2 separate regions of the Homo sapiens genome follow, and region 1 is linked to region 2. The links are chromatin loops, found by intact Hi-C in ENCODE. Cell type or tissue: heart right ventricle. All regions are shown on one strand. Each heading gives the region's core, and the rest is flanking DNA. Links, peaks and the distances in the headings are about the cores only.

Evidence for each region. A loop is a pair of places that touch in the nucleus more often than their neighbours do. Peaks named below come from ENCODE experiments on the same cell type or tissue, not always from the same donor. Only the 100,000 strongest peaks of a DNase experiment are listed, where the experiment ranks them.
Region 1: a loop joins it to region 2, with 4 times the contacts of the local background. A loop is called at or near these places in 3 of 110 quality-filtered maps.

What each region holds. Positions count from the first base shown.
Region 1 is chr1:226,313,768-226,328,983 of GRCh38, reverse strand. It overlaps LOC124904814 (small nucleolar RNA U13), which reads left to right and starts at 12,820; the gene lies at 12,820-12,923. It also overlaps the pseudogene YBX1P9. In heart right ventricle, for the core only: no CTCF peak of the experiment used is centred there; no DNase peak of the experiment used is centred there; H3K27me3 peaks cover 207 bases.
Region 2 is chr1:226,215,442-226,230,657 of GRCh38, reverse strand. MIXL1 (Mix paired-like homeobox) reads right to left here and starts at 6,994. Exons shown (of 2, transcript NM_031944.3): 1 at 6,584-6,994; 2 at 3,598-5,151. The coding sequence starts at 6,976. The coding sequence ends at 4,846. It overlaps LOC124904528 (a long non-coding RNA gene), which reads right to left and starts at 8,519. Exons shown (of 2, transcript XR_007066907.1): 1 at 8,434-8,519; 2 at 8,160-8,319. RefSeq lists a silencer at 6,276-6,570 and enhancers at 6,616-6,675, 14,740-15,216. In heart right ventricle, for the core only: no CTCF peak of the experiment used is centred there; no DNase peak of the experiment used is centred there; H3K4me3 peaks cover 1,323 bases; H3K27me3 peaks cover 1,104 bases.

The DNA.
Region 1 (15,216 bases), core at 3,002-11,001, 99 kb before region 2:
ATTTGTGCACTTTACTGAATTGTATGTTTCAATTTTTTTGTTTGTTTTTTTTTGAGACAGAGTCTCTGTCTCCCAGGCTGGAGTGCAGTGGCGCGATCTCGGCTCACTGCAAGCTCCGCCTTCCGGGTTCATGCCATTCTCCTGCCTCAGCCTCCCCAGTAGCTGGGACTACAGGTGCCCGCCACTACGCCCGGCTAATTTTTTGTATTTTTCATAGAGACGGGGCTTCACCGTGTTAGCCAGGATGGTCTCGATCTCCTGACCTTGTGATCCACCCGCCTCGGCCTCCCAAAGTGCTGGGATTACAGTGTGAGCCAGCGCGCCGGGCCTGGGAGGAGGCTGGATACCTCTGTATGTGACCTTTGAGTCTGCAGAGACGAATCCTTTAGGGCACATCCCCAGATGTCTCCATCCTGCGTGTCCGGGTCCCAGGCTTCCTCAACCAGGGCTCTGAGGTTGTGTAAACAACTTGTCTTGGCTAAGCATTTATTTTTTATTCTTATTTACTTATTTTTTTTTGAGATGGAATCTCGCTCTGTTGCCCAGGCTGGAGTGCAGTGGTGTGATCTCAGCTCAGTGCAACTTCTGCGTCCCCAGTTTAAGTGATTCTCGTGCCTCAGCCTGCCCAGTAGCTAGGATTACAGGCACGCACCACCATGCCCAGCTAATTTTTGTATTTTTTGTAGAGACTGGGTTTTACCATGTTGGCCAGGCTGGTCTCGAACTCCTGACCTCAAGTGATCTGCCTGCCTTGGCCTCCCAAAGTGCTGGGATTACAGGTGTGAGCCACCGTGCCCAGCCTTGGCTGACCATTTAAATGCCTCTGGAACTCAATGACTTTAACTATTAATGAGAGGGAGCAGGGACCCCCCCTTTTTGAGCCTTCAGGCACCTCGAGCATGGAAATAAAGGAAAATGGTGAATTCCTTCAAGGGAAATTCCAGGCTCCTAGCTACTCCTGAGAAGTAAATAAGCAACTTGATACGCAAGAAGGTAATGGTAGTTTAAAACAGTAGTTAGAATCACAGGATGTTTGGTTCCCCTACAGAAACTAAAGATAACATCTTAACATATGTCACTGAGTTATTTTTCAGGAACTCAAACCCCTATCAAATGGATCTGCTGGCACTTTAGACCTCAGAGAACAGGGAGCTGAGGACTGGACTTCTTTGTTCTCAATTTCTTCCTGAGGGGCCTGGAGGAGGTCATGCCCACAAGCCAGAGCTAACATTCTTTGCTGCTGACCCCAAATTTTTAAACAAAACTTCTCATCCTCAACCAATTGCAAATCAGAAAATCTTGAGTCTATCAGTGACCTGTAAGCCCCCACTTCAAGATATCCCACCTTTTTAGGCCAAAACAGTGTATAATCTCCATGTATTGATTTATGATTTTGCCTGTAACTTCTGCTTTCCTAAAATCTACCCCTGCCTTTAAAAATTCTTTCTTTCAGGCCAGGCACAGTGGCTCATGTCTGTAATCCCAGCACCTTGGGAGGCTGAGGCAGGAGGATTTCTTGAGGCCAAGTGTTCGAGATCAGCCTGGGCAAAATAGCAAGACCCCACCCCCCCCTACACACCTGCCCCCGATCTCTACAAAAAATTTTAAACTAGCCAGTTATGGTGGCACATGCCTATAGCCCTAGCTACTTGGGAAGCTGAGATGGGAGGATCGCTTGACCCCGGGAGTTTGAGGTTGCAGTGAGCTATGATTGCACCACCACACTCCAGCGTGGGTGACAGAGCGAGATCCTGTCTCAAAGAACAAAACAAAACGTCCTTACTTTCAACCCATCAGGGAGGTCAAGATTTAAGCAAGAGCTGCTTGATTCTCACTTGGCACCCTGCAAATAAACTCCCTCCTTTCTCCTGCTGCAAACCTCAGTGTGGTTCTTCTGGCCTTATTGCACCAGGCAAGCGGACTCCAATTCTGTTCAGTAACATTAAGACCTGAGTTTGCTCCTCAGCTGTGTTCACTCTTCGTAAAGGCAATGATGGCCTCTTTGTAAGCTACCAATGAGGGCTCTGGCTCTCCACTTAGCTGGTATGTGTTTAACTCTCGCTTTTCATTATTCCTATACGGGGCACTAATAACCAGCCAACTCCACTGTGTTTTTAAGCAGTGTCTTTCCCCTGTCTTTCAATGCCTGAATCATCTCACCAGCAAAGGTGTTCCCCTCCACTCGGATATTTTGGGCCACCTTGAATCAGGCATTATCCGTGCCCCACATTCCACTTGGGATGGGATACTCCTTGCCAGCCAGGTGAGAAATTAGTCAATCCTAAACTGTGTGCTTTTCCAGCCACTCTTGATACCCTGTTCCTGTTCAAGTTTTCTGAGAAACAGAGGCTAGGACACAATCAGATGTATAGATTTATTTATTTGGGGAAATGCTTTTGAGGAATAAAGCAGAGAGACAGCTAGGCCAATGGGAGGCTGTGTTCATCATGCTCTGATTACCTTCCATGTTTGCTTGCTGAAAGGACTCACAGGACTCCAACAGTTTCTATACTCATACAGACCAGTTTTGTTTTGTTTTGTTTTGTTTTTTGAGAGTCTCACTCTGTCACCCGGGCTGGAGTGCAGTGGCAGATCTCGACTCACCCCAATCTCTACCTCTCGGGTTCAAGCAATTCTCCCACCTCAGCCTCTCGAGTAGCTGGGATTACAGGTGTGCACCACCATGCCCAGCTAATTTTTGTATTTTTAGTAGAGACAGGGTTTCACCATCTTGGCCAGGCTGGTCTTGAACTCCAGACTTCACATGATCCACCTTCCTCAGCCTCCCAAAGTGCTGGGATTACAGGCGTGAGCCACCCAGCCCAGCCCTCACATATCAGTTTTTAACAGGCAAAGGATACAGTATGGTAACAGCAGGCAACGTTATGCAAAGAAGGGGCTACAGATCTCAGGCACAGGCTTCTTTGTTCTGTCTCTGCTGACTCCCACTGCCTGTGCTACACGTTCAGGTCTTGAACCGTCATGTGTGTACATACCAGGAAGTCCAAAGCTCACTCATGGTGGGATCTCTTGGAGTGAACTGGTCACATAGGCATGTTTTAGCTCCATGACCAGCCTTAATATTGAAATCCTCCAGGCTCCATCAAAGAAACAATTATTAAACAGTGCTGATGGGCTGGTATGTCCTGTTCCCCAAACAATCCACAGACCGATGGTTACAGAACATCATTTGATATATTCCATAGTGTTGGCCAAGGGTCACCATCAGGCTCCAGGCAGCTCTACAGGTAAGCGTGCAGCCTATCCTGACCAGACCACACAGGAGCCCCCACAGCCAAGAAAGCCCATTAGAGGAGGCATGGAATGGGCTGGTTTGAGCAGCTCTGCCATGCGCAGTTATTGGCTAGGAGCAGCCTGGGGAGAGCATGGTGTTGATATGAATACTGTGGCAGAGCTTAGGGACAGCAGTTGGAGGCTGGAGATCTCAGTGGCTGTGATGGTTAAGGTTAGGTGTCAACTGGATTGGATTAAGGAACACCTACAGAGATGGTAAAACATTCCTTCTGGGTGTGTCTGTCTGGGTTTCCAGAGCAGACTGGCGTGTGAGTCAGTGGACTAAGAGGGGAAGATCTTCCCTCAATGTGGCTGGGCACCAACCAATTGGCTGGGGGCCAAGATAGAACAAAAAAAGGAGAGAAAAGGATTTCCTCTCTCTCCTGGAGCTGGGACCTACTCTTCTCCTCCTGTCCTTGGATATCAGGACCCCAGGCTCTCCAGCCTTGAGACTCTAGGGCTTACATGAGCACCACCCACCCCACCAGGTTCTCAGGCTTTGGGGCTTGGGCTGAGAATTACACCATTGGCATCCCTGGTTCTAAGACTTTTTGACTTGGATTGAGCCACAATACCAGCATCCCAGGGTCTCCAGCTTGCAGATGGCCTGTCATGGGACTTCTCAGCTTCCAGAATCATGTGAGCCAATTCCCTAATAAATCCCTTCTCCTCTGTCTGTATATGTATGTATGTATGTATGTATGTATGTATGTATCTATCTATCTATCTATCTATCTATCTATCTATCTATCTAATCATCCCCTGTTGGTTCTCTCTCTCTAGAGAACCCTGACTAGCAGTGGTGCACCTCCATAGGTATCAAAACCCATTTCAGGAAAGGTTTCAAAAGCCCTCTATACTTGTGAGGCCCCTGTTTATCTCTTGAGTCTTAGCTTTTGCCACATCTAATTTTAAACTCTTCAACTATCCTCAACTACTTAAAGTTCCTGGGATAAAAGCTCTGTTCTTTCTTTCCCCTGGGCCTTTGCACATGACTTTCTGCCAATCATAGTACTTTCTTCTTCCACTTCCTCTCTCTAACTTCTACTCAGCCTTCAGGTCTCAGTTCAAAGACTGGGAAACATTTCTTACCTCACCCCCTATCAACCTCTGATTAAGTTCAGGACATGCTACCCACAAATACAGCACTTTGGTATTTGAGAAAACAGCAGAAGCAAGTAGGTCCATCTCATCTTCCTCTCAGCCTTCTCCCTTGAAGCAGGTCATGAGACCTCATTGGAGAGGTCCCTCCCTATACCTAGAGGAAAGGGACATCCTTATCTCTGAACACACAGAGACACAAAGAAAAATCGGAACAAATAGGTCTTGCTAAGTGGTCCCCTCACACTTTATTAACATTAGATCATACTTTTTATCCAATTATATTTTTCCAGGACCATCCACTTCTCCATCAAACCTAGCATAAAATATACACAGATTTACCTGTTTGTTTGGGCCATTTCCTTTTTTTGTTTTTTTGAGACGGAGGTTTGCTCTGTTGTCTGGGCTGGAGTGCAGTGGCTTGCTCTTGAATCACTGCAAGCTCTGCCTCCCGGGTTCAAGCGATTCTCCTACCTCAGCCTCCCAAGTAGCTGGGATTACAGGCGCATGCCACCACACCCAGCTAATTTTTGTAATTTTAGTAGAGACTGGGTTTCGCCATCTTGGCTAGGCTGGTCTCAAACTCCTGGCCTCAGGTGATCAGCCCACCTCAGTCTCCCGAGGCATTACAGGCGCGAGCCACTGCACCCAGCCATTTCCTTTTAAAGTCTCCCATGTCGCATGAAACTTAAATAAATAAATGTGTATACTTTTCTTGTTAAACTATCTTTTGTTATAGGGGCTTCAGCCACAAACCCAGTGATGATCAAGGAAAAAATATTTCTTTTCCTCCCCTACATCCCGCACTCCACTATGCTCCTACAGTATCTTGACCTCAGCCCTAGGACAGCTACTGTCAAACTATTGCAATTGCTTATGGAATGTGTCTGTGTCTTCCCTTAGACTGAAAGCTCTGCGAGGCACTATGTCACATTGAATTTTGCAACCTTAGTTCCTGCCACATAGTAGGTGCTTAATTAATAAGTATTTGCTGGCCAATTACTGAATAATCGTACCCTATTAAATTGCCTAGAATACTAGGGGTTATGAGAAGACAGCAGAATTGATGACTATAAACCTTTTTCTTTTCTTTTTTTTTTTTTTTTTTTTTTGAGACAGGGTCTTGCTCTGTTTCCCAGGCTGGACTGCAGTGGTGCAATCATAGCTCACTGGAGCTTCAACCTCCCCAGCCCAACTGATCCTCACACCTCAGCCTCCTGTGTAGCTGGGACTACAGGCGCACACCACCTCACCCAGCTAATTTTTGTGGAGGCAGAGTTTGACTATGTTGCCCAGGCTATTAAACTCTTAATGTTTCCTTGGACACATACAGGTCCTGAAGGGGCAATCTTTCTGGGTTAGAATTCACAAATCTGCACTGTGTTGAGTCATCCAATCTTTCTGGTTTGGGCAGTTCTGATGACAAGGTATTCCTCCTTGGGTAGCCTGGGCTGGTGGGCTCCTCTAGCTTATATGTGCTAATTCATTTAAGAAATTCTGAACAGGCCAAGTGCCGGTAATCCCATCACTTTGGGAGACTGAGGGCGGATTGCTTGAGCTCAGGAGTTCTAGACCAGCCTGGGCAACATGGCAAAACCCTGTCTCTACAAAAAATAGTGTGCCCCTGTAGTAGCGTGCCTCTGCAGTCCCAGCTATTTGGCAGTCCGAGGTGGGAGGATGTGGCTTGAGCCTGGGAGGTTGAGGCTGCAGGAGCTGTGATTGCCCCACTGCAGTCCAGCCTGAGCAACAGAGTGAGACCCCGTCTCAAAAAATAAATAAATAAATAAATAAATAAATAAAATTGCCTAGTAGAGTGCCTCTTTGACTTCACATCTTCATTAAGTGCCTAGGAAGGGGTCTAGCACAAAACGACTACCAAAGATTTTAAGATTGGGATAAAACCTAGTCTGAAAACAAGATTTTCCTTGTAACACATTTATTGAGTTATACTTCACAGACCACAATTCACCTATTTAAAATACACAATTCTATAGTTTTTAGTATATACTAGTTCACACTTAACCCTGGGGGATACATTCCAGGACCCCCATTGGATGCCTGAAACTGACGATAGTACTGAATCCTATATATACTGTTTTCTCTATACATACATACCTACGATAAAGTTTAATTTGTAAATTAGCAAAGTAAGAGATTAACAACAATAACTAATAATAAAATAGAACAGGCTGGGCACAGCGGCTCACGCATGTAACCCCAGCACTTTGGGAGGCCAGGGCAAGCAGACTGCTTGAGCCCAGGAGTTCAAGACCAGCCTGGGCAACATGGCAAAACCCCATCTCTATAAAATATACAAAAATTGCTGGGTGTGGTGATGCATGCCAGTGGTCCCAGCTACTATGGAGGCTGAGGTAGCAAAATCACCCGAGCCTGGGGAGGTCCAGGCTATAGTGAGCCATCATTGCACCCCTGCACTCCAGCCTGGATGACAGACCTTGTCTCAAAAATAATAATAAAACAGAGCAATCACAGCAATATACTGTAACAAATGTATACTGTAATACAAGTTACTGTATATTGTAACTGTGTCTCTAAATATCTTATACTGTACTCATCTCTTTTCGGACCTCAGTTGTTTATGGGTAAATGAAACCACGGCAAGAGAAACTCTGGAGAAGTGGGGACTACTGTATGCACAGAGTTGTGCAACCACCAGGGTTGATTTCAGGACTTTTTTTTGAGACGGATTCTTGCTGTCACCCGGGCTGGAATGCAGTGGCACGATCTCAACTCACTGAGCCTCTGCCTCCCAGGTTCAAGTGATTCTCCAGCCTCAGCCTCCCGAGTATCTGCATTACCACTGCCCACCACCACACCCAGTTAATTTTTGTATTTTTAAAACAGACAGGGTTTCACCGTATTGGTCAGGCCGGTCTTGAACTCCTCTCCCCAAGTGATCTACCCTCCTCAGCCTCCCAGAGTGCTGGGATCACAGGCGTGAGCCACCACACCCGGCCAATTACAAGACATTTTCATCACCCCAAAATGAAACCCTGTACAGTGGACTGAACACGGCGGCTCCAGCACTTTGGGAGACTGAGGCAGAAGGATCCCTTGAGGCCAGTGGGTCCGGAGTCGGTTCTTTCCGGTGGGTTCTTGGTCTCACTGACTTCAAGAATGAAGCTGCGGACGTTGGTGTTGAGTGTTAAGAAGTCACAAAAACGGTGTGTCCAGAGTTTGTTCCTTCAGATATATCCACAGTGTCTTCCTTCCAGTGGGTTCGTGGTCTTGCTGACTTCAAGAACGAACCCACAGACCTCTGTAGCGAGGGTTACAGCTCTTAAAAGTAGCGCAGACCCAAACAGTAAGCAACAGCAAGAATCAATCTGAAGTGCAAAATAACAAGGCAGAACACGTTACCACTTCTGACTCCGGTGGCCAGCTTTTATTCCCTTATTTGGCCCCTCCCATGTCCCGTTGATTGGTCTATTTCACAGAGTGCTGATTGGTCCATTTTACAGAGTGCTGATTGGTCAATTTTTATGGAACGTTGATTGGTGCATTTACAATCCTCTAGCTAGACACAGAGTGCTGATTGGTGTATTTACAATCCTCTAGCTAGATAGAAAGGTTCTCCAAGTGCCCACCCCATCCAGAAGGCGCGCTGGCTTCACCTCTCGCCAGGAATTTAAGACCAGCGTAAGCAACATGATGAGATCCCTGTCTCTACAAAAAAAAAATTTAGCCAGGCATGGTGGCACACACTAGTCCCAGCCACTCCAGAGGCTGAGGCAGGAGGATTTCTCGAGCCCCAAGAGTTCTAGGCTGCAGTGAGCTATGATAAGGCCACTATACTTCAGCTTGGGCAACAGCAAGCAAGACCTTGTCTCTAAAAAAGAAAGAGAGAAGAAGAGAGAAAGAAACCCTGTACTCATTAGTAGTCAATCCCCATCCCCCACCCCTGCCCCTATTCCCATCAGCCCTAAGCAATCACTAATCTGTCCTTTATCTCCATGGATTTACCTATTCTGCACATTTCACATGAGTGGAATCATACAATATGTGATCTTCTATGACTGTCTTCTTTCACTTAGCATATGATGTTTTCAAGGTTCATTCATGTTGTAACATTTACCGGTACTTCATTCCTTTTTATGGCTGAATAATATTTCATTGTATGGTATACCACTTTTTTCCTTTTGTTTAACTTTTATTTTAGGTTCGGGGTACATGTGCAGGTTGTTATATAGGTAAACTCATGTCATGGGGGTTTGTTGTACAGATTATTTCATCACCCAGTTACTAAGCCTAATAGCCAACAGTTATTTTTTCTGATCCGCTCCCTCCTCCCACTCTCCACCCTCAAGTGTCTGTTGTTTCCCTCTTTTACCACATTTTTCAATGCCTGCTTTTATTATAAAAGTAATACAAGACCAGGCACGGTGGCTCACGCCTGTAATACCAGCACTTTGGGAGGCCAAGGTGAGCGGATCACCTGAGGTCAGGAGTTGGAGACCAGCCTGTCCAACATGGCGAAATCCTATGTCTACCAAAAATATAAAAATTAGCCAGTGTGGTGGCAGGTGCCTATAATCCCAGCTACTCGGGAGGCTGAAGTGAAATTGCTTGAACCTTGAATCTGGTAGGCAGAGGTTGCAGTGAGCCAAGATTGTTCCATTGCAATACAGCCTGGGTGACAAGAGAGAAACTCTGTCTCAAAAAAAAAAAAAAGATAATACAAAATATTTTGGACTTGCAGTACTGGCAAAAGTAATAAAAAACATTTTACTGCTCATAATTTTATATAATTTACTACTTATAATTTCTCTATTATAAATACAGATTCAGAGAAAATTAAAAGCACCCATAACCCTATCACTCAGAGATAACCACCATAAACATTGGATATCTTTTGTTCTGAGCTTAATCTATGCAAATATATTTAGTAATTGGAATCATACCTGTAATGTTTGTGTAATATGAATTTTTTTCTTGTGGTAAAATGCACATAATATAATATTTACCATTTTAGCCATTTTAAAGCGTACAGTTCAGTGGCACTAAGTACACTAAGTACATTCACATTGTTGTGAAACCATCACCACCATCCACCTCCAGAACTTTTTTATCATCCAAAACTGAAACTCTGTACCCATTAAACAATAACTCCTCACTCCTCTCCCCTTCAACCCCTGGCAAGCACCATTCTGCTTTTTCTCTATGAATTCGAGAACTCCAGGTTCCTCACATAAGTGGAATCCTACAGTATTTCTCCTTATGTGTTATTTCGCTGGCTTATTCGGCTAAGCATAAAGTCTTCAAGATTGATCTATGCTGTAGTACGAGCGGACTTCAAGAAGTTAGTGGAAAAATTGAATTAAATGATTTTTTTTTAAGACTGGGTGCAGTGACTTACACCTGTAATCGCAGCACTTTGGGAGGCCAAGGTAGGAGGATCACTTGAGCTTAGGAGTTTGATTCCAGCCTGGCCAACACGGTGAAACCCCGTGTCTACTAAAAATACAAAAATTAGCTGGGTGTGGTGGCACGTGCCTGTAATTCCAGCTACTCAGGAGGCTGAGGCAGGAGAATCGCTTGAACCTGGTAAGTGGAGGTTGCAGTGAACCAAAATTGTGCCATTGCTCTCCAACCTGGGCGTCACAGCAGGACTTTGTCTCAAAAAATAAAAAATTAGCTGGGTGTGGTGGTGCGTATCTGTATTCCCAGCTACTTGGGAGGCTGAAGTGGGAGGATTCCTTGAGCCAGGGAGGTTGAGGCTGCAGTAAGCTATGATTGTACCACTGCACTTCAGCTTAAGCAACAGAGTGAGACCCTGTCTCAAAAAATAAAAATAAAAAAATAAAGTTTGATCAGGAGCTGAGATACCCCAGAAAGCCCTGAAAGTAGCCACACCTCTACCACCAGCCTTGGCTGCCCAGGGAGTAGTGGCCTCGGCGGCCTCACATCCATGGTTCTGTGGGTAGGGACAAGAAGGTCATGGCGAAGATTTTCGGGAAAAGGAAAATGATTCAATGTAAGAAACAGATCTGCCATTAAAAAAGAACCCCAGGAAGTACCTTGGCTGTGTAGGAACTGGAGAGACTGTGGAGTCTGACGCTGAAGGAGAAAAGGGTGTGGAAGCAGCAGATGTCACAGCCCTGGTGGAATTCCACTGCAAGGCAGTAAACGTGGAGCAGGCCGTAACCATTATGGAAGCAATCCACGTCCTGGGGGTCCTCCACACAATTACCAGCGGAATTACCAGAATAGTGAGCGTGGGGAAAAGAAGGAAGGATAGGAGAGTGCTCCCAAAGGCCAGGCCCAACAAGACTGGCCCTTCCTCAGGAGAAGGTTCCTGGAGAAGGTTCCTGCCCTACTACCTGAAGAGACCCTATGGGCGTGGACCACAGTGTTCCAGCCCTCCAGCGCAGGGAGCGGAGATGGAGGATGCTGACAGCCAGGGTGCAGGAGCACCAGGTAGACCAGTGAGGCAAGATATGTATGTGGCTATAGGCCATGATTCCACTGGGGCCCTCTTAGCCAAAGACAGCCTAGAGAGGATGGTGATGAAGAGGATAAAAAGAAATCAAGGAGATGAGACCCCAGGTCAGCAGCAAGGTCGGTGCCCAGGTGGAGACCCCGAAAATATGGCAAAGAGACAAAAGCAGCTGAAAATTTGCCCATGGCCGGCCGGGCGCGGTGGCTCACGCCTGTAATCCCAGCACTTTGGGAGGCCGAGACGGGCGGATCACGAGGTCAGGAGATCGAGACCATCCTGGCTAACACGGTGAAACCCCGTCTCTACTAAAAATACAAAAATTAGCCGGGCATGGTGGCGCGTGCCTGTAGTCCCAGCTACACAGGAGGCTGAGGCAGGAGAATGGCGTGAACCCGGGAGGCGGAGCTTGCAGTGAGTCGAGATCGCGCCACTGCACTCCAGCCTGGGCGACAGAGCGAAACTCCGTCTCAAAAAAAAAAAAAAAAAAGAAAAAAAAAAGAAAATTTGCCCATGGCCAAGGCTGAGCAGGGTAGGGCTGAGTAAATACCAGCTTACCATCTCTACCATCATCCCCTTTAGTCGTACAACAAGAAGAAATGAATGTGAAACTGCAGCAATAAGAAATGAACAAAAGATTGGCACTGAAGACATTGTTTGCTCTTTGCTGCTGACCAATTATTAGAACTATCTGCATTATCTGTGCAGCATGGGTTTTTAAAATCACTTTTTTCCTAAAGACAACTCTTTTTGGTGATAACAAATGTGGTTTTCTTAAAAAAAAAAAAAGTCTGGCTTTTCTCAATATGCCTCTAAAGATTTTTAAATTGTTTCATATCTGGTCAAGTTGAGACTTAAGAACTTCATTTTAAATTTGTAATAAAAGTTTACAACTTGGTGTTTTTTCAAAATAGTCAATGAACTGCAAGCACTTGTCAATAAAGATCTTAAATAATTGTCAAAAAAGTTAAAATAAAAAATATAAACTTTATTTCTCAACATAGACTTCACCAAGTTCGGGACACTTTCTTTTGTAAGCAATGATACCAGCCATTTAGTCCATCCCTAAAGAACTGAGGGTCCTGGGAACGTAACCATGTCAGTGCAGTCTCTTTTACGATACTAACTGAAGAAAAATAGGTGTAGTTTAATGGTTTTTTTTAAAGATTAGGAAATGAAGGCAGAAGGAGGCAAATCAGGACTGTAAGGTGGATGCCTAATGATTTCCTTTTGAAACTCTATTTATTTATTTGTTTGTTTGTTTGTTTTTTGAGGCAGGGCCTCACTCTGTAGCCCAGACTGGAGTGGAGTGACACAATCACGGCTCACCACAACCTCTACCTCCTGGGCCCAAGCAATTCTCCCACCTCAGCCTTCCGAGCAGCTGGGACTACAGGCATGCGCAACCACGCCTGGCTAATTTTTGTATTTTTTGTAGAGACGGGGTTTCACCATGTTGCCCACGCTGGTCTCTAATTCCTGGGCTCAAGCAATTCACCTGCCTTGGCCTCCCAAAGTGCTGGATTACAGGCATGAGCCACTGTGTCCAGCCTGTTGAAACTCTTGCTTGCACCCATTTTGATGAGAGGAATGAACAGTAACATTGGTGTGGCAGAGAAAGACTCCCTAGTGAAGATTTCTTAGGGATTTTCTGCTAAAGCTTTGACTAACTTTCTCAAAACACTCCTGTAATAAGCAGATGTTATCATTCTTTGGCCCTCCGGACAGTTAACAAGTAAAATACCTCAAGCATCCCAAAAAGCTATTGCCATGACCTTTGCTCTTGACTGGTCCACTTTTGCTGTGACTGGACCACTTCCACCTCTTGGTTGCCATTGTTTAGATTGTGCTTTGTCTTCAGGATCATACTGGTAAAGCCACGTCTCATCTCCTGTTATAATTCTTCAAGGAAGTGCTTCAGGATCCTGACCCCACTCGTTTAAAATTTCCATTGAAAGCTCTGCTCAATCCTTTTGTAGCTCCTGAGCACGATGATTGTGTGTTCATGCTCATGTGTGAGATGTCCCACCCTTGAACCTTGTTACAACATCGGCATATTACCTGTCTGACATGGAAGGAAAAAAAAATGCTGTGCTCTCTGCTCTTGTCTGCAGCTGATCTGAATGCAACTGTTTTGGCATCCATCAAATGAAAAGTTTGCTCACCTTTAATTTTTCTATTAGAATTGTGTAAAGTGAGCCAATTGAGATATCTATGGTGTTGGGTATTGTTTCTGCTGTTAATAATCAGTCTTCTTCAATTAGGGTACAAATAAGGTTAACTTTTTCCTTGAAAATTGAAGTGGATGCTCTGTTGCTTCAGGTTTCATCTTCAATATCGTCTTGTCCTCTCTTAAAATGAGTTATCTATTTGTAAACTGCTGAATTCTTTGGTGCATCATCCTCATAAACTTTTTGCAAAGCATTGTTAAAAGAAAAACTTCAGCCTAATTAAAGGAGTTTAATTGAGCAATGGACAATTCCCAAATTGGGCAGCCCCTAGAATTACAGCAGATTCAGAGAGACTCCAGGGGTGCCTCATGGTCAGAACAAATTTATAGGCAAAAAAAGTAAAGTGATGTACAGAAATCAGAAGTGAGGTACAGAAACAGCTGGATTGGTTACAGGTTAACATTTGCCTTATTTGAACACAGTTTGAACACTCAGCAGTCTAAGAGTGCTTGAAGTATGGCTGCTGGGATTGGCCAAGACTCAGCAATTTAGTTATAGGCACATACTCCTAAGTTAAGTTTTTAATCTTGTCTGCCTATTACACTAGGTTACAGTTAGTCCACAAGGACTCAAATACAGAAGTATGGACTTTCTTCTCAGGCTATATTTAGTTTGCTTTAAGAGCATCAATAATTTCATCATTCTTTCACCCAAGCTTCACCGTAAAGCTTCCATTTGTCCACCATCAAGCTTCACCATTGATGTTTGTTCTTGCTTCAATTTTGGCAGAATTTATGTTGCTCTGAAAGGTACTCTGTTCAAACTGATGTCTTATCCTTCTTAGTGTTTCAGACTAGATCCCATTCAGGCATGTTATAACAAGTAAGTACAAGTTTATTTTGGTGCAAAAAAATTTTGAAATCCATGCATACTTTTTTTCTTTTTTCCATTTTTTTGAGACGGAATCTCACTCTGTTGCCCAGGCTGGAGTGCAGTGGTGCGATCTCGGCTCACTGCAACCTCCACCACCCGGGTTCAAGCAATTTTCCTGCCTCAGCCTCCCGAATAGCTGGGATTACAGGTGCCCACCACCACACCCGGCTAATTTTTGTATTTTCAGTAGAGACAGGGTTTTGCCATTTTGGCCAGTCTGGTCTCGAACTCCCGACCTCAGGTGATCTGCTTGCCTTGGCCTCCCAAAGTGCTGGGGTTACAGACACGAGCCACCATGCATGACCAGTTTTTTCATAATATGCATTTTCCATGAACTTTCTTAAGACCCCTCATATATGACAGAATTTTCTTCCTTTTCTAGACTAAATAATTTTCTATTGTATTTATGTACCACATTTTCTTTTTCCATTCATCCATCAATAAATACTTAGGTTGCGTCCAACTCTTGGCTATTGTGAAGTAATACTGCTAAGAACATGGGTGTACAAATATTTGTTTGAGTCCTTGCTTTTCATTATTTTGGGTATTTATATTCAGAGTAGAATTGCTGGATCATATAGCATAGTACTTTTATGTATAAATCTTTGAAGAACCACCATATTGTTTTCCATAGCAGCTGCACCATTTTACATTCCCAATAGCAGTACACAGTGTTCTGATTTCTTCACATCCTTGCCAACACTTGTTATTATCTGTCTTTTTTATCATAGCTATCCCAGTGGGTGTGAATTGGTATCTCATTGTGGTTTTGATTTGTAGCTCCCCAATGATAATGATCTTGAACAGTCTTTTGTGTGCTTATTGACTTATCTACTGTGGAGAAATGTCTATTCAGATCCTTCACACATTTTTGAATTGGGTTGTCTTTTTATTACCAAGTTATAAGAGTTTTAAATGTGTTTAAATGTTTTGGATACAAGTGCTTTATCAGATATAAGATTTGCAAATATTTTCTCCCATTCTAAGGGTTGTCTTTTCACTTTCTTGATAGTGCCCTTTGAAACACACAAATTTTTAATTTTGATGAGGTCCAATTTATACTTTCTTTGGTTGATTGTGCTTTTGTGTCATAGCTGAGAAACTGTTGCTTAATCTAAGGTCATGAAGATTTACACCTATGTTTTCTTTTAGGAATTTTTATGGTTTAGCTTTTACATTTAGGTCTTTGGTTCATTATGAGTTTCACATTTGTATTGTATATGATTTTTTAAAAAGCTTTGTTATAGTTTTCATTAGAGT
Region 2 (15,216 bases), core at 3,695-11,694:
CAGAGTTTCACCGTATTGGTCAGGCTGGTCTCGAACTCCCAACCTCAAGTGATCCACCTGCCTCAGCCTCCCAAAGTGCTGGGATTACAGGTGTGAGCCACCATACCCGGCCTGTCTTACTTACATTTCTTAAGGCTTATTTGTCACACTTAAATAGTACCTCATTTTACACATATTTAATTGAGCACTGTTTATCTTTCAGTGCCTTCATGTGTTGACAGCAGGGACTGTGCTGGAGAATACAGTTGAATTTTATTTCTGTTTTGGGAGGAAGAAATCTATATTTCCAAGTAGTCATGTTGGGTCAGCCATACATTGATTTGAATGATATGCCACTGCTTAACACACTTTCGGAGCTCTAAAGAAAGCTATCAAAGCCAGATTGAGCAAACATGCAAGCACATACATGGCTTTTATTTATATAGATTTGGTTCTGAGTTACTTTAAGCTAGTTCCAAAAGTCACATTCACTCGTAACCATTGAGAATCTACAAAAATATTTGCCCATTAGCATTTTTGAATCAATGCACCTCTCTCCATCTTCATTATCACCACTACTTGCAGCCCAGCTGCCATCATCACTGGCCTGGAACACTGCAATTGTCTCCTAACTTACCTCCCAGCATCTACTCAGCCCTCTTCAAATGCAGTCAGAGGGATCATCTTAAAATGCAGAATGGATCATGTTATCCCTCTGTCTATAAATGCTTTTAAAGTCTTCATTTGGCTTTCAGGACAAATTCAAAACTCTTTTACAAGACCTATAAAGCCATGCATGATCTGGCCCCCCCCCCCCCACTTCTTTATCTGCTCGTTACTTCACAGGGTCTTTGCACATGCAGTGTGTTCCCTCTCCTCTCCTTGTAACTCTTGATCATCTTCCAGATCTCACCTTCAGCATCACTTTTTCAAGGAAGCTTTCATTAACCACAGCACATCTATTACAATGTCTCCAGATCATATATCTCTCCTTCCAGCACTTGGCACATTTGCAATTTAATATTAATATTTCTTGGAGGTCTTTTGTCTCCCTACTAGCCTCTGCTCCATGAGGGGAGGGACTGTTTCTGTTTTTGTTCACCATTTATTTCCAGGTCCTGGTAAAGTGCCTGTTCATGGGCAACAAATAAATATTTGTGTAATGAGTGGGCAAATGAGAGTTTCAAAAAAGCTCTAAGCAACATTAATGTCATCAGAATAAGAGTATGGTCTTCCGTGGTGATTTCCTTGAAAGATGAGACAGTAATGACTGGCATGTAGAAATTCTGACTTGGTGATTGCTTTTAAACCTATCACATTACTTTATCATTAGTCCTGACTAACAAGACCACTGCAATATAGGAGGCACTGTATGGTGGTAGACTAATGGGTGGGCTGAGTTTGAGTCCTGGCCATGCCATTTATAAGCTGTATAATTGTGAGACACTACTTAGATTCAGTTTCTTGATCTTTAAAGTAGGAAGATTAGTCCCTGTCTTACATGGTAGGTGTGAGGATAAAATAGATAATGTCTGTAACACATTTAGCAGTTAGGGCCTCTTAGAGTTTGAGAGAGCTGCAGGCTACTTCTTAGAGGATCCCACAATTTAAAATGTGACAACAGGATTTACATATTTATAGATTTTTACAGTTGTTCACTGGGGAAACAACATGAGACAATATAAAAGCAATAATAAAATAATTACCAGATTTTTTCGTAAGTGCGATTCTTAGTGGACCATAATTTAAAGTGTTATATGTCTTTCAGTTTTGTGGATGTATTTGCAGTATCTCATTTGGCCATGTCACAAGTTTAAATGTAAGTCACAAGTTTAAATGTAAAGCTCTGTGATTGTGAGACCTCCTGAGCACCTCCAGGATGGGCCCTGAGCACAGTGTTAATAGCTAATGTTTATCAGCTCATTTTTGGTTTCAAACAGTTTTCAAAGAATCGATAAGTACACTTTGCTGCTAAGGCCTCAACTATGTTCTCTTGGCTGCTTTTTGCTGGGGGAATGGCAGGGACAAGGTCTCACTCTGTCACTCAGGCTGAGTGCAGTGGCACGCTCATAGGTCACTGCAGCCTTGAACTCCTGAACTCAAGCAGTCCTCCCACATCAGCCTCACGATTAGCTGGGACCACAGGCACATGCCACCATGCCTGACTTTTTTTTTTTTTTTTTTTTTTTGAGACAGAGTCTCACTGTCACCCAGGCTGGAGTGCAGTGGCCCAGTCTCGGCTCAGTGCAACCTCCGCCTCCCGAGTTCAAGCAATTCTCCTGCCTCAGTCTCCTGAGTAGCTGGGACTACAGACACCTGCCACCATGCCCAGCTAATTTTTGTATTTTTAGTAGAGAGAGGGTTTCACCATGTTGGCCAGGCTGGTCTTGAACTCCTGACCTCAAGTGATCTGCCTGCCTTAGCCTCCCAAAGTCCTGGGATTACAGCGTGAGCCACCGTGCCTGGCTTTTTTTTTTTTTTTTTTCAAGAGACAGGGTCTTGCTATGTTGTCCAGACTGGTCTCAAACTCCTGGGGTCAGGCAAACCTCCCACTTCAGCCTCCCAAACTGCTGGAATTACAGGCATGAGCTACTGTGCCCAACCTCCTGGTTGGTTGCTTGCTTGCTTGCTTTTTTCCTCAACTCCTAAGTGCTTGGAAACTCTTGGTTGGTTTTTGTTGTTTTTGTTTTTTGAGATGGATTCTTGCTCTGTTGCCCAGGCTGGAGTGCAGTGGCACGATCTTGGCTCACTGCAACCTCCACCTCCCAGGTTCAAGCAGTTCTCCTGCCTCTGCCTCCTGAGTAGCTGGGATTACAGGCATGTGCCACCATGCCCAGCTAATTTTTGTATGTTGTGGTGTTTTTTGACACAGTCTTGCTCTGTTGCCCAGCTCTTGGTTGCTTTAAAAAATACAAAATTAGCTGGGCGTGGTGACGGGCGCCTGTAATCCCAGCTACTCGGGAGGCTGAGGCAGGAGAATCGCTTGAACCCGGGAGGCAGAGGTTGCAGTGAGCCAAGATCATGCCACTACACTCCAGCCTGGGTGACAGAGCAAAACTCCATCTCAAAAAAAGAAAAGTACAAACCACTTGAATAACATCTCTGAAAATTAGGGCATCTGGCATGTATAATCTCATGCTCTTCTAGTAACCATCAAGACATGATGTCCTGGCCCTAGCTAGCTATGGCATCCCATGAGCCTACTTTAAAGCACAGTTTACAAAGAAACTTCACCTGTGGTTGCCTCATACACAGACCATTTCCTTTGACTCTAAAGGAGTTTGAAAACTCTCAAAATATCAAAATATTTTAATTGATCTTAGACTGACTTAGAAACGGTTATTTACATACATTTAGAATTATAAATTGCAAAGAGAAATTTCCCAAAACCAAAATACTCACAAAATATTATTAAACATTCAAGCAAAAATGTTTTTAACCCAATTAAATTTCTCAGCTCAGTGGCCTGCTGATATAATATTGATTACTGGCTAAAAACTACATTTGCAGAAACTTTTAGAAATGTCTTTCATGGCCACATAGTATGTACTGAGCAATTGTGGAGTGAAGCACTGTACTAGGAGTTATCTAGAAGAATTCATTTAAATAGAAATTACATTGGAACATTTGTGAAAGACATTTAATAATCCACAAAACTTGCACAGGAAGTACAATAACAAGTGCTAAGGGTAATGGAGTGATCGAAGTAACAGGTGCAAAATCAGGATTACTTAGAGAAAATTTCAGACTTCAGAAGGCAGGTGGGGAGTCCTCGAGTGTTTTGAAAGCAAAAGGTATGAATTTGGTTCAAAACTGAAAGGAGTGACTTTAAGACCAAAGCATATATTGTGGATAGTTGACCTTCAGATTTGCATAGCTGTCCTGCAGGCTAAGGATGATATCAGTTATCTGGGAGGGTAACTGAAAGCTTTTTATAATTTGGTAGCAACTGGAGGCTACCACAGAACCATAGAGTAATTTTTTTTTTTTTTTTTTTTTTTTTTGAGAGCCTCCCTCTGTCTCCCAGGCTGAAGTGCAGTGGCACGATCTTAGATCACTGCAACCTCCACCTCCCAGGCTCAAGTGATTCTCCTGCCTCAGCCTCCTGAGTAGCTGGGACTACAGGCTCCCGTCACCGTGCCCAGCTAAGTTTTATATTTTTAGCAGAGATGGGGTTTCGCCATATTGGCCAGGCTGGTCTTGAACTCCTGACTTCAGGTGATCCACCCACTCGGCCTCCCAAAGTGCTGAGATTGCAGGAGTGAGCCACTGCACCTGGCCCACAGAGGGTAATTTTTTTTAAGTAGTTGAGAAGCTAGAGGCAAGGGGGCTGTCGAAATAATCTGCATGCAGAGTCATTGGAGCTATGATTGAACGTGAAGATGACAGGCCCAATTTTAAAAAGTAATAAACCTAGGATGAGGGTTGAAGAGACGGGGTAGAGTGACTTTAAGATTATAAGCCTTGGAGGGACCAGGAGAAAATGGCAGCTGTCAAACACAAGGGGAAACTGAGTCAAGCTGAGGCATTCTTGTGAAGAAAATAATGAGTTCTGAACAACCAGTCCAAAAACTAAAAACAGGCCTGGCAAGAAGGCATAGGGATGCAGACCAATGGAATGTGCAGGCTTGGAGAGAACACAGGTAAAAACGAATGCGGGAACTCTGGGGTGGGAGTGTGGGCTTAAAACGTCATTGACAAAGTGGCGGGGTACCTTCAAATGTGAGAGGTGCTGTCAAAACCATCATCAAGGTTAACAAGGACATGTCCTTAGCATGGAAGTCAGAAAGGACAGTATGCTGATGTGTCTCTCCCAGGCTGTCAGTCATGGCTCCTCAGAGCTTATCCCGAATTCTCCCAGAATCCTCAAAAGTTACCAAAGGCAGAAAAGATGTGTTCCTCCCATGAGTCCAGCTTTGAACCAATGTCTTCAGAGAGAGGGGAACAGGTTTCAAAATTCTGACCTTGGGAGCTAGAGTCAGAGATGCCCCCTCCAACCCCGTTTGGTTCGGGCAGGCAGTTCACATCTACCTCAAGAGGCAGCTGGGGCTTCAGACATTTCGTTTCAGTTCCAGGAGCACAGTGGTTGAGGATAATCTCCGGCCTAGCCAAAGGTTGGAAGGATTTCCCACTCTGACGCCGAGACTTGGCACGCCTGTTCTGGAACCATACCTGGAAGAGGGGAGAAAATAAAAGCTGCTTTTGGTTGGAGTTTTTTATGCTAACATTATGTTCACAGTTCATACTGGTAAGTTCCAGTTTAACATCCCCTGGCTTCCTCTCCAGAGCCTTGTCTTCAGAAAGCACTTGGGTTGACGATTAGAAGTTCAGAACACCTGGCTTTCCTTGCCTCCCCATTCCCAGATGGAAACATTGGAATAATGCCTAGTTCTATCTACTCTTTAGTTAGAGAAATTTTCATGAAAAATGGGGTCACAAAAATGGAAGCACTTAGAATTCTTAGAAAAAAACTGCATTAAATTATGAAGAAAACCTGTTTTTTAAGGTCTGCACTCCCTTGTCAAACTAATCAAGGAGGTATTTTGCTCATGCCAGCTGTTGAGACTGACAGCTGTATGACCGCCAGGGGTGCAGAGAAAACAAGTCCACTCTCCCAGTGTTTAAATGAGGGCTGCTACTTAAAACTGCGCTTGGACACCGACCACGGGGCTACAGACAGACAAAAAGGCAGGCTTCTCCTTACCAACTCTAAGATTCTGATCTAAATTACTTTAGATAATAAACACGGCCGGGCGCGGTGGCTCACGCCTGTAATCCCAGCACTTTGAGGCGGGTGGATCACCTGAGGTCAGGAGTTCGAAACCAGCCTGACCAACATGGTAAAACCCCGTCTCTACTAAAAATACAAAAATTAGCTGGGCGTGGTGGCTGGCGCCTGTAATCTCAGCTACTCGGGAGGCTGAGGCAGGAGAATCACTTGAACCTGGGAGGCGGAGGTTGCAGTGAGCCCAGATCGCGCCATTGCACTCCAGCCTGGGCAACAAGAGTTAAAACTCCATCTCAAATAAAAACTAAATAAATAAAAATAAACACACCTTGCACTAGATTTTTCAAACTGAAAACAAGCTCCAGGTGCTTCTCGCTTTATCTCAATTCGCTACATCCTTTCAAATCTAATCCCAAAACGTAACACTTGCCAAGAAAGTAGCATGGGGGTAACTTGGCGAGCCAGCCTTCCCCGTTTTCAGCTACCATTCTCACGCTCAAAGCCAGAGGAAAACCCCAACTGCCCCTCATCTGTGTCTTCTTCCCGGATAAAGAAAAAGTGTAAAACTTCTTATCTTCCTGCTGGGAATTACTTTCTGGCCATTTCAGGGGACCGGCTAGCCTCCTAGGAGCCCTTATTATATTTAATAATGAGAGAAATCGTTCAGTGCAGGCCTAAATTATTTCACACAGGCCTCGCAACCACCCTATGCAGCAGGTGCCGATATCACCCCCTATTTCAGTCTAGTACGCAGAGCCTCAGGGGAAGCACCGTGCCTGCAACGTCCCGGGTGTGGCCTCAGGAGCCCGCAGTCCAGACCTAGAGTCCGCAGCGCCTCCGCTCCAGCGCGCACTTGCGAACGCAGCGGGCCCTCACCTGGATCCTGGACTCGGGGAGCAGGGTGAGCGCGGCCAGGCGCTCGCGCAAGTGGATGTCGGGGTACCGGGTCCGGCGGAAGACGAGCTCCAGCAGCTGCAGCTGTTCGGCGCTGAAAGACGTGCGCTTGCGGCGCTGCGACGCCGACGGGGCGGCCGCGCCTTTGGGGGGCGCAGGCGAGCCCAGGCTGGCGGGGGGCGGCGGGGCCGGCCCGGGGTCCCGGCCGAGGAAGCCCGCAAAGGTCGCTGGGCCGGGGCCCGCGGGCGGCGCAGGGAGCAGGGCTGCCGCAGGGCTCGGGGGCGGCAGGAGCGCCCCGCCGGCGTGGGGGGCCCGGTACGCTGGAAACGCGGCGCCCTCGGCAAACTGGAGCGCACGGGACTCGGCTGTGGCCATCGCTCCGGAACCCAGCGCGCCGCTCGGAGGGGCGCGGGCCGCACTTATACCCTCCCGGGCCAGGGGCTGGGAAGGCGGGGCGGTGCGATCAAAGGTGGGCTCGGGGAGACCCGTGTCTCCTCCGGGTGCGAGCCCGCCCCCGGCCCCGCCAGACGCCGGGGAATAATCGCTTCCGCCGGCTGCGGGATGCAGGAGGGAGGCGTGAACTTGGGTCCCGGCCCCCTCCGTGTTCTTCCCCGCCCACCCGCCCGGACGGCGCAATCCACATCCCCGAAGGACTATTTGCCTGGGAGGGGCAGCCCGGAGGGGCCCGGGTGCGCGGGCCGCAGGCGACAGAACTCTCTTCTCCGGGTCAAATCCCCGTTAAGAGCGGCGGAAGCACCTTGCCTGGCCTGTGCCTTACATGGCCTGGGCCTTGAGCCTTGCCCTAGTCCCGTCTGTCCTCATCAAAGCTATTTATTTACCACCCCTGCTATGTGCTAGACCCTGTACCAGGTTGGTCAAACAGCCCGGCCCCTGTCTTCTGCAAGCCTCCCTAACACATCCTGAATCCAAGCGGGGAGGGGGGTGAAGATAAAGGATCCAGGGGGCAGCACATTCCTCCTGATTAAATGGGTGGGGGGAGTGGGGGGGTCTGGCTGGAATGTCCATGGGCCCACCAATAAAGATACCCTAGGTAGGGCGGGGTTGGCAACGTGCCCCATTAGCAGAGGATACGGCGCAGTTTGGCCTTTCTGGAGATACTCAACAATGCTTAAGACCCGTCTATTGGATGGGAGGAGATGAAAGCCACCTCATGAAGTTTCCACGCGCCCTGAATCATCATTCTTTCCTCTGCCCCTTGGGGCTCTGAAAGCTCCCATTTTCTCTACTTTGTGCTATGGTTATGGTTTCTCTATCTGCTAGATATAAAGTCTTAGCAAGCAGGAACCCACCTCTCCCTTTCTGAGTTTATTGAGTGTCTGCTTTGTACACCTATTCTGCGTGAGGCGCGGTGCTAGGCCCCTTAGTGAATGTCTGTCGAATTGGATGTCACTGAGCTCTCCTTATTGAAAGAGAAACCCATGGTCCACTATGGGAACTGCCCCACCACAGTGCAAGAACTCAAGAGAGGAACACAGAGGCCCAGGTCTTTTTGCCCCCAGCACCTGAGCGCTGATTTCACCGGGATCACTCACTGTGGTCGACTCAAAGGGAGATCTTTATTGGGAGGATCTTTCAGGGCACAATCCCCGTCCTGTCTCTGCATTCTAGAAGGTCAAAAGACAGTCTCAGAAGAGCTTGGATCTTTTTATCCTGGGTGGACATTCCAGGTGGCAAAGCGGAAAGTTTTCTTGGAGCTGCTGCAGAGAAGAATTTTGGGCTTGATTCTCTCCTGGCTGTGGTAAGGGGTGGGGTTGGCAGGGACTGTGTCCTGTGTAGCCCCTGAGGCCCTTCTGGGCAGCTGATATACTTACCTCCTGCTCTTCCATCTTCCTTCCACCCCTTCTCCTTTCTTTCCCCCTCTTCTCTTGGTTGCAGTGAGCCAAGATTGTGCCATTGCACTCCAGCCTGGGCAACAAGAGTGAAACTCTGACTCAGAAAAAAAAAAAAAAGTTAATTCCCCAGCATCTCCAAAACAGCCAACATCCATTGGCCAGGTGCAGTGGCTCATGCCTGTAATCCCAGCACTTTGGGAGGCTGAGGCGGGCGGATCACCAGGTCAGGAGATCGAGACTATCCTGGCTAACACGGTGAAACCCCGTCTCTACTAAAAATACAAAAAAAAAAATTAGCCGAGCATGGTGGTGGGCACCTGTAGTCCCAGCTACTCAGGAGGCTGAGGCAGGAGAATGGCGTGAACCTGGGAGGTGGAGCTTGCAGTGAGCTGAGATCATGCCACTGCACTCCAGCCTGGGTGACAGAGCGAGACTTCGTCTCAAAATAAATAAATAAATAAATAAATAAATAAATAAATAAATAAACAATTATTAGCCGGGCGTGGTGGCACAAGCCTGTAATCCCAGCTACTCAGGAGGCTGAGGCAGGAGAATTGCTTGAACCCGGGAGGCAGAGGTTGCAGTGAGCCAAGATCGCGCCACTGCACTCCAGCCTGGGTGACTGACTGAGACTCCATCTCAAAAAAAAAAAAAAGAAAAGAAAAAGAAAAAAGAAATTACTTCTCCATGCGAGTGGATTTCCCATTTCACTTGGGATTTTCATTGACTAGGGTTGGAAAGATAGAAGTCATATTGAGTTTCTACAAAAGCACTTGAAATTAAAATGATTTGCTACTTCTCTTCTTTGACAGACACTTATAAACATATAAATGGTTTTCACTATATCCAAGTTCTAGATTCCTGACTCAGTTACCCTGCTGCAGGCATACAATGGATATGTATATCACATATCCATTTGCTAATTCTTCTATATTCAGTTTTTCAATAGGAAAATGGGAAGAGCCCTATCCTTGGCAATATAATTTTTAAAATAATTATTGCAAGTTATTTTCCCAAAACAGATACCCTGTGATGTATAAAGCTCCATAAAGTGCTTTTTTTCTACAGAAGCACATCAGCTGACCAGCTCCAGCATAGCAAACTTAAGTTCAGGGTTAGCTGAAGACAGCAATCACTGAGATTAGGATCTGGATTCCTCCCTCTCCAGCACCTGGGCGAGCTCACCACTTGATTTGCTGAGAGATTTTGGCCATTATTTACATTTAGTCTGTCAGTAACTTGAAATAGACACAAGGGAAGGCAAGGTGAAATAGAAGACAATCCTCAAGGATGCTTCCTGTATAATGAGGGAAGACCAGTAAATACAAGAGGCAGTAGGGAAAAAAAAACATGATTATCTGGATCCAGGGCCGGTTCTACAGCAGCCCAGTCTGGGCAGGATGGGGCCACTTGGGGTCACTGTCCCGTTCTGCGTCCTCAACATTTCCCACCACGGTTCCTGTCACTGAATCACCCAAATATCACAGAGGCCTGTCTTTCCTCCCCAAGTGCTAAGTACTCTCTTCCCCGGGCTCTCTTTGTTGTTCAAGTCAGGCCCTCCACTGCCTAAGACCTGGCCGAGATCCTGGGTATTTATTAAAGGGAAAACCAGGAAAAGACAGCCGAGGGGAGTTGACGGCTCTGCTTCCACCTTGAGATCCGCAGCGCTGTTTGCCCCTTTGATCCTGGCCTCACTTTGATTTCCTCTCCTCTGGCTGCCCAGGCCTCCACAATTCCTGAAGTTTATTTCAGAACCAGTGGTTACAACAGACTGAAAGACAACAGCCCCCAAAAGGTATTAATGTGCCAGGAAAGTGATTAAATCCCCTCGTTAAGAAGCCTTGTTTGTTGTTGTGTATTTGGCACCATATACATTCAAAAACTAAGCACACAATAGATGCTGAACCCAACGTGTATTTTAAAATAGTGATTCCTTTTCTTCCTCCCACTATTTTTGCCTGAAGCCTCGTCTCACACAGAGGAGTCTTTTGCAACCCCAATCCACACAGTTAACCAATAAAGTTAAAATAACATTTCAACCTCAGAGAACAGAATCCAGAAGTTTTCCAAACTTATATCTGCATACTTGAAACGAAGAACTGAAACAACTAGCAGAATATTCTCAAACCTGACATTTGACTGATATTCCTTTCTTCAGTGTATGCACTGAGCACTTGAAATGGGGCTACTGTGACTGAAGAACTGAATTTTTCATTTCATTTTAGCAGATTTGAATTTACCCATAGGTGGCTAGTAGCTTCCATATCTATCAGCACAGCCCTAAACCGTCATCCAGCAAATCACCCTTTTTGTTTGTTTGTTTGTTTGTTTTGAGATGAAGTCTCGCTCTGTCACCCAGGCTGGAGTGCAGTGGTGCGATCTCAGCTCACTGCAAGCTCCACCCCCCAGATTCACGCCATTCTCCTGCCTCAGCCTCCTGAGTAGGTGGGACTACAGGCGCCTGCTACCATGCCCAGCTAATTTTTTGTATTTTTAGTAGAGACGGGGTTTCACCGTGTTAGCCAGGATGGTCTCGATCTCCTGACCTCGTGATCCACCCGCCTCGGCCTCCCAAAGTGCTGGGATTACAGGCGTGAGCCACCGCGCCCGGCCAATCACCCTTTTTTGATAATTTTATTTTATTTACTTTTTTCGAGACAGGGTCTTGCTCTGTCACCCAGGCTGGAGTGCAGTGGATCACAGCTCACTGCAGCCTCTACCTCCTCAGGCTCAGGTGATTCTCCCACCTCAGCCTCCCAAATAGCTGGGACTACAAGTGCGCACCACTATGCCCAGCTAATTTTTGTATTTTTTGTAGAGATGAGGGTTTCGCCATGTTGCTCAGACTGGTCTGAAACTTCTGGGTTCAAGCGATCCACCCATCTTAGCCTCCCAAAGTGCTGGGATTACAGGTGTGAGCCACTGTGCCCGGCTCTGATAACCTTTTATGTGTATATACAGAGAGGTATCCAGTTGGTACAAAATAATACACTAGACTTGAATTCTAGACTCTCATTTTTATTGTTTAATCACAACTCTGGATCATCAAAGTTGTTATTTTATTTTATTATTTTATTTTATTGAGACAGAGTCTCACTCTGTTACCCAGGTGGGAATGCAGTGGCATGATCTCAGCTCACTGCAACCTCTGCCTCCCAGGTTCAAGCAATTCTCCTGCCTCAGCCTCCCAAGTAGCTGGGATTACAGACATGTGCTACCCCGCCCAGCTAATTTTTGTATTTTTAGTAGAGATGGGGTTTCACCATGTTGGCCAGGCTGGTCTTGAACTCCTGACCTCTGGTGATCCGCCCATCTCAGCCTCCCAAAGTGCCGGGATTATAGGTGTTAGCCACCGCGCCCAGCCCGTTACTTCATTTTATACCTGACAGACTCCTATAGATTTGGCAAAAAGCGTGTTAAATATTATTGTAATTAGTCGGGTATGGAGGTGCACACGTATAGTCCAGCTACTCAGGAGGCTGAGGTGGGAAGATTGCTTGAGCCCAGGAGGAGTTTGAAGCTGCAGTGAGCTATAATTACACCACTGCACTCCAGCCTGGACACCAGAGCAAGACCCTGTCTTTAAAAAACAAAAACACGTTACTGTAGCATTCGTAAATTATCTTTCTCCAAAAGTGACAATTTGAGGTCACTTGCTGGCTAAAGAATTATGATACTACTAAGGAATAATAATACAAGTTTCTTTAACATTGTCATTTGACTTAAACCTCATTTAATTATTTTCTAACCATACAGTGAAACTCTGCTGTCATTCACTGACTCTGTGGGATATGACATGATATTGAATTCATGTGTATCACATATCTTGCATGAAGTCATACTGGACAAGGACAAGTAAAGAGAGAGGCATTAGGAGAACATAGAATCTGCCAATATTTGTCTTTTCTGCTCCCAAATAATTTATTTTTTTAATTTTTATTTATTTATTTTTTGAGACGGAGTTTTGCTCTTGTCGCCCAGACTCAAGTGCAATGGCACAATCTCGGCTCACTGCAACCTCTACTTCCCAGATTCAGGCAATTCTCCTGCCTCAGCCTCCCAAGTAGCTGGAATTACAGGTGCGCACCACCATGCCCAGCTATTTTTTTGTATTTTTAGTAGAGATGGGGTTTTGCCATGTTGGCCAGGCTGGTCTCAAACACCTGACCTCAAGTGATCTGCCCGCCTCAGCCTCCAGTGTTTTGGGATTACAGGCGTGAGCCACTGCACCCTGCCCCAAATAATTTATTAAAGTGTTAGCAGACACCCAGAGTAACCTAAGATCAATTCTGGACTCTGTCCCAGCCTGCACACATTGGGTGTGTATTTCCCAAACATTTTCTCTTTGGATTGCCTGTAATCGCTGGAAGACATCCTGCAGGTAAAATGCCACTCTGTTATCTAATCAAACACAGGTTCTTGGAGGATCTGGGATATAATAAGACACTTTCAAATAGATCCTCATTCATTTCAGTGTGCACTAGGAAGATGTGGTTTGAAATCAACAGTTCTACTCTCTCAGGCGATTGGGCATTTAGCCTTCATAGTAACCTGAACTTTCTGTACTCATGTAGATGGAAGAGGAAATAACTTTGACCTCTTCTTTTACATTGAACTCACGTGCTCCAAGCACCAACTCGTGTCAGGCCAGGCCCCGAGTTGCAGTACGTAAGAAGAATCTCTTCTGTTTAGCAGCCTGGCTGCTTGGGTGAGTGGCTGGCCTGCACTGAGGAAGTCCATCTGGCTCAGCCGACTCACCCCTCTCGGGAATCTCCCTTAGACCTACACTCAGCTCATTCTCATATATTGCCCCAAATCTGCATTCACTTTGGGTTTATCACTTGTACAAATAGTGCCAAAGAGAGCCGTGTTTATAACGTGGTTGCCCATTGTGCGATCATTGAAAGCCATTAGCACTCAGACTCTCGTCTCTCCATACCATTTCCCACAAGAGAAAAAAACACTCCACTGAGAAATGGCTCATTCTAGGCCTGGGAGAAAAAATACACAAACCTGGGCCAGGTGCAGTGGCTCATGCCTGTAATCCCAGCACTTTGGGAGGCCAAGGCGTGCTGATTGTTTGAGGTCAGGAGTTCGAGACCAGCCTGGCCAACATGGCAAAATCCTGTCTCTACCAAAAATACAATAATTAGCTGGGCATGGTGGCGTGCACCTATAGTCCCAGCTACTTGGGAGGCTAAGGCAGGAGGATCGCTTGAACCCGGGAGGCAGAGGTTACAGTGAGCTGAGATCGCACCACTGCACTCCAGCCTGGGCATCAGAGCGAGAATCTGCCTCAAAAACAATAACAAAAACAAAAAAAAACACCACAGGCCTGGAATAGTCATAGCTGAAAACAAGAAAACTGTAACCGTCTACCAAGGTAGCAAACACTCTCAATAAATAATATGAGGAGGCTCCCACTAGCCAAACATATGAGAGTGTGAGCATCAATAAGAAAAATAACAGCAGTAGACTGAAACACATTAAATGTGTTAAAATCTATTATTTTGTGATGATCCTGGGGAAACAAAACTGATCCCCTTGGAAGGTTCTAGGGAAAAAATGCTTAATTCTGCAAACTGGTAAGCCAAGAGAAGGAGGCAAGCATTTGTCCTGCCTTTTCTGTATTACTGCAACACAAGGTAAACAGACTGCTGACGAAGAAAAGTTCCTCCTTATGGAAGTATTCTGCTAGTAAATAAAGAAGGGATGCTACAGTTAGAATAGCCCCATTTGGCAACCTCTGATCAAATAATGGGCCTAAGCAATGACCTTCGTGGCTACTGATAACTACTTCCCTGTAGAAATACACACTACCACCTATGAATCATTCTTGCCAAAATATAAAACCAGAATCGAATCCAGCATTGGAACTCACTGCCTATTCGAAAGAACTGCAGGGAACAAGAACTCTCCCCACATCGCTACAGGAAGACAATCAACAAAAACCAGACTGCTGCGGGGTCTACAGGATAAACAGCCAGCTGCTTCATCAGATAATCAAAGCAACTGCAAAAGAGAGAGATAGAAAAAGAACCTATAGATTCAAAGAGACCTAAAAGACATATGAACCAAATGCAATGATTGGATCCTGATTGAAGCAAACTATCTGTAAATATTTATTTCTAGGAAAAGTTGGGACATTTTAAGCATTAGATGTGAGATAATGGAATTGTGGTTAATTTTCTTTTAGTTTATATGGTGATTTTGGGGTCATATTTTTAAAAGCCTCCTCGTCTTTTAGAGATATATGCAGAAATTTTGGCAGATGAAATAATAAAATGTCTGGGATTTGCTTCAAAATAATCTAGTTTGAGGCTAAGGGAAGGAGAGGGAAATGGAGAAGAAGCAAGGTTGCCGGCTGGAAACTGGTAACAGTTGAAGCTAGGTCATGAGGATTCATTCTACGACTCTCTCTACTTTTGTGTATATTTGAGATTTTCCAGAATAAAAAGCTTTAAAAAAAAGCATCTTTGAGAGAGGTAGAAGATAGTGAGCATGAGAACAAAAGTACCATTTTGGGAAGGCAAGGTCTTCTGGTCTGAGGTGGCTCTCGCTGTGTGAACCCAGAGGAGACTCGACAGCCCCAGTCCCTCCCTGTGGAGCCAGGGGCTGGAGGAGTGCAGTGCCGGATGTGAGCATGACTTTTCCTCTGGGGAATCCTCCCCAGGGCAGGCTGCACAAGCCACAGCCACCAAGCCCTAGTTCCTACACACCCCACAGAACACCTGGCTGTGCTCAGTGTCTGGGGAATATGGG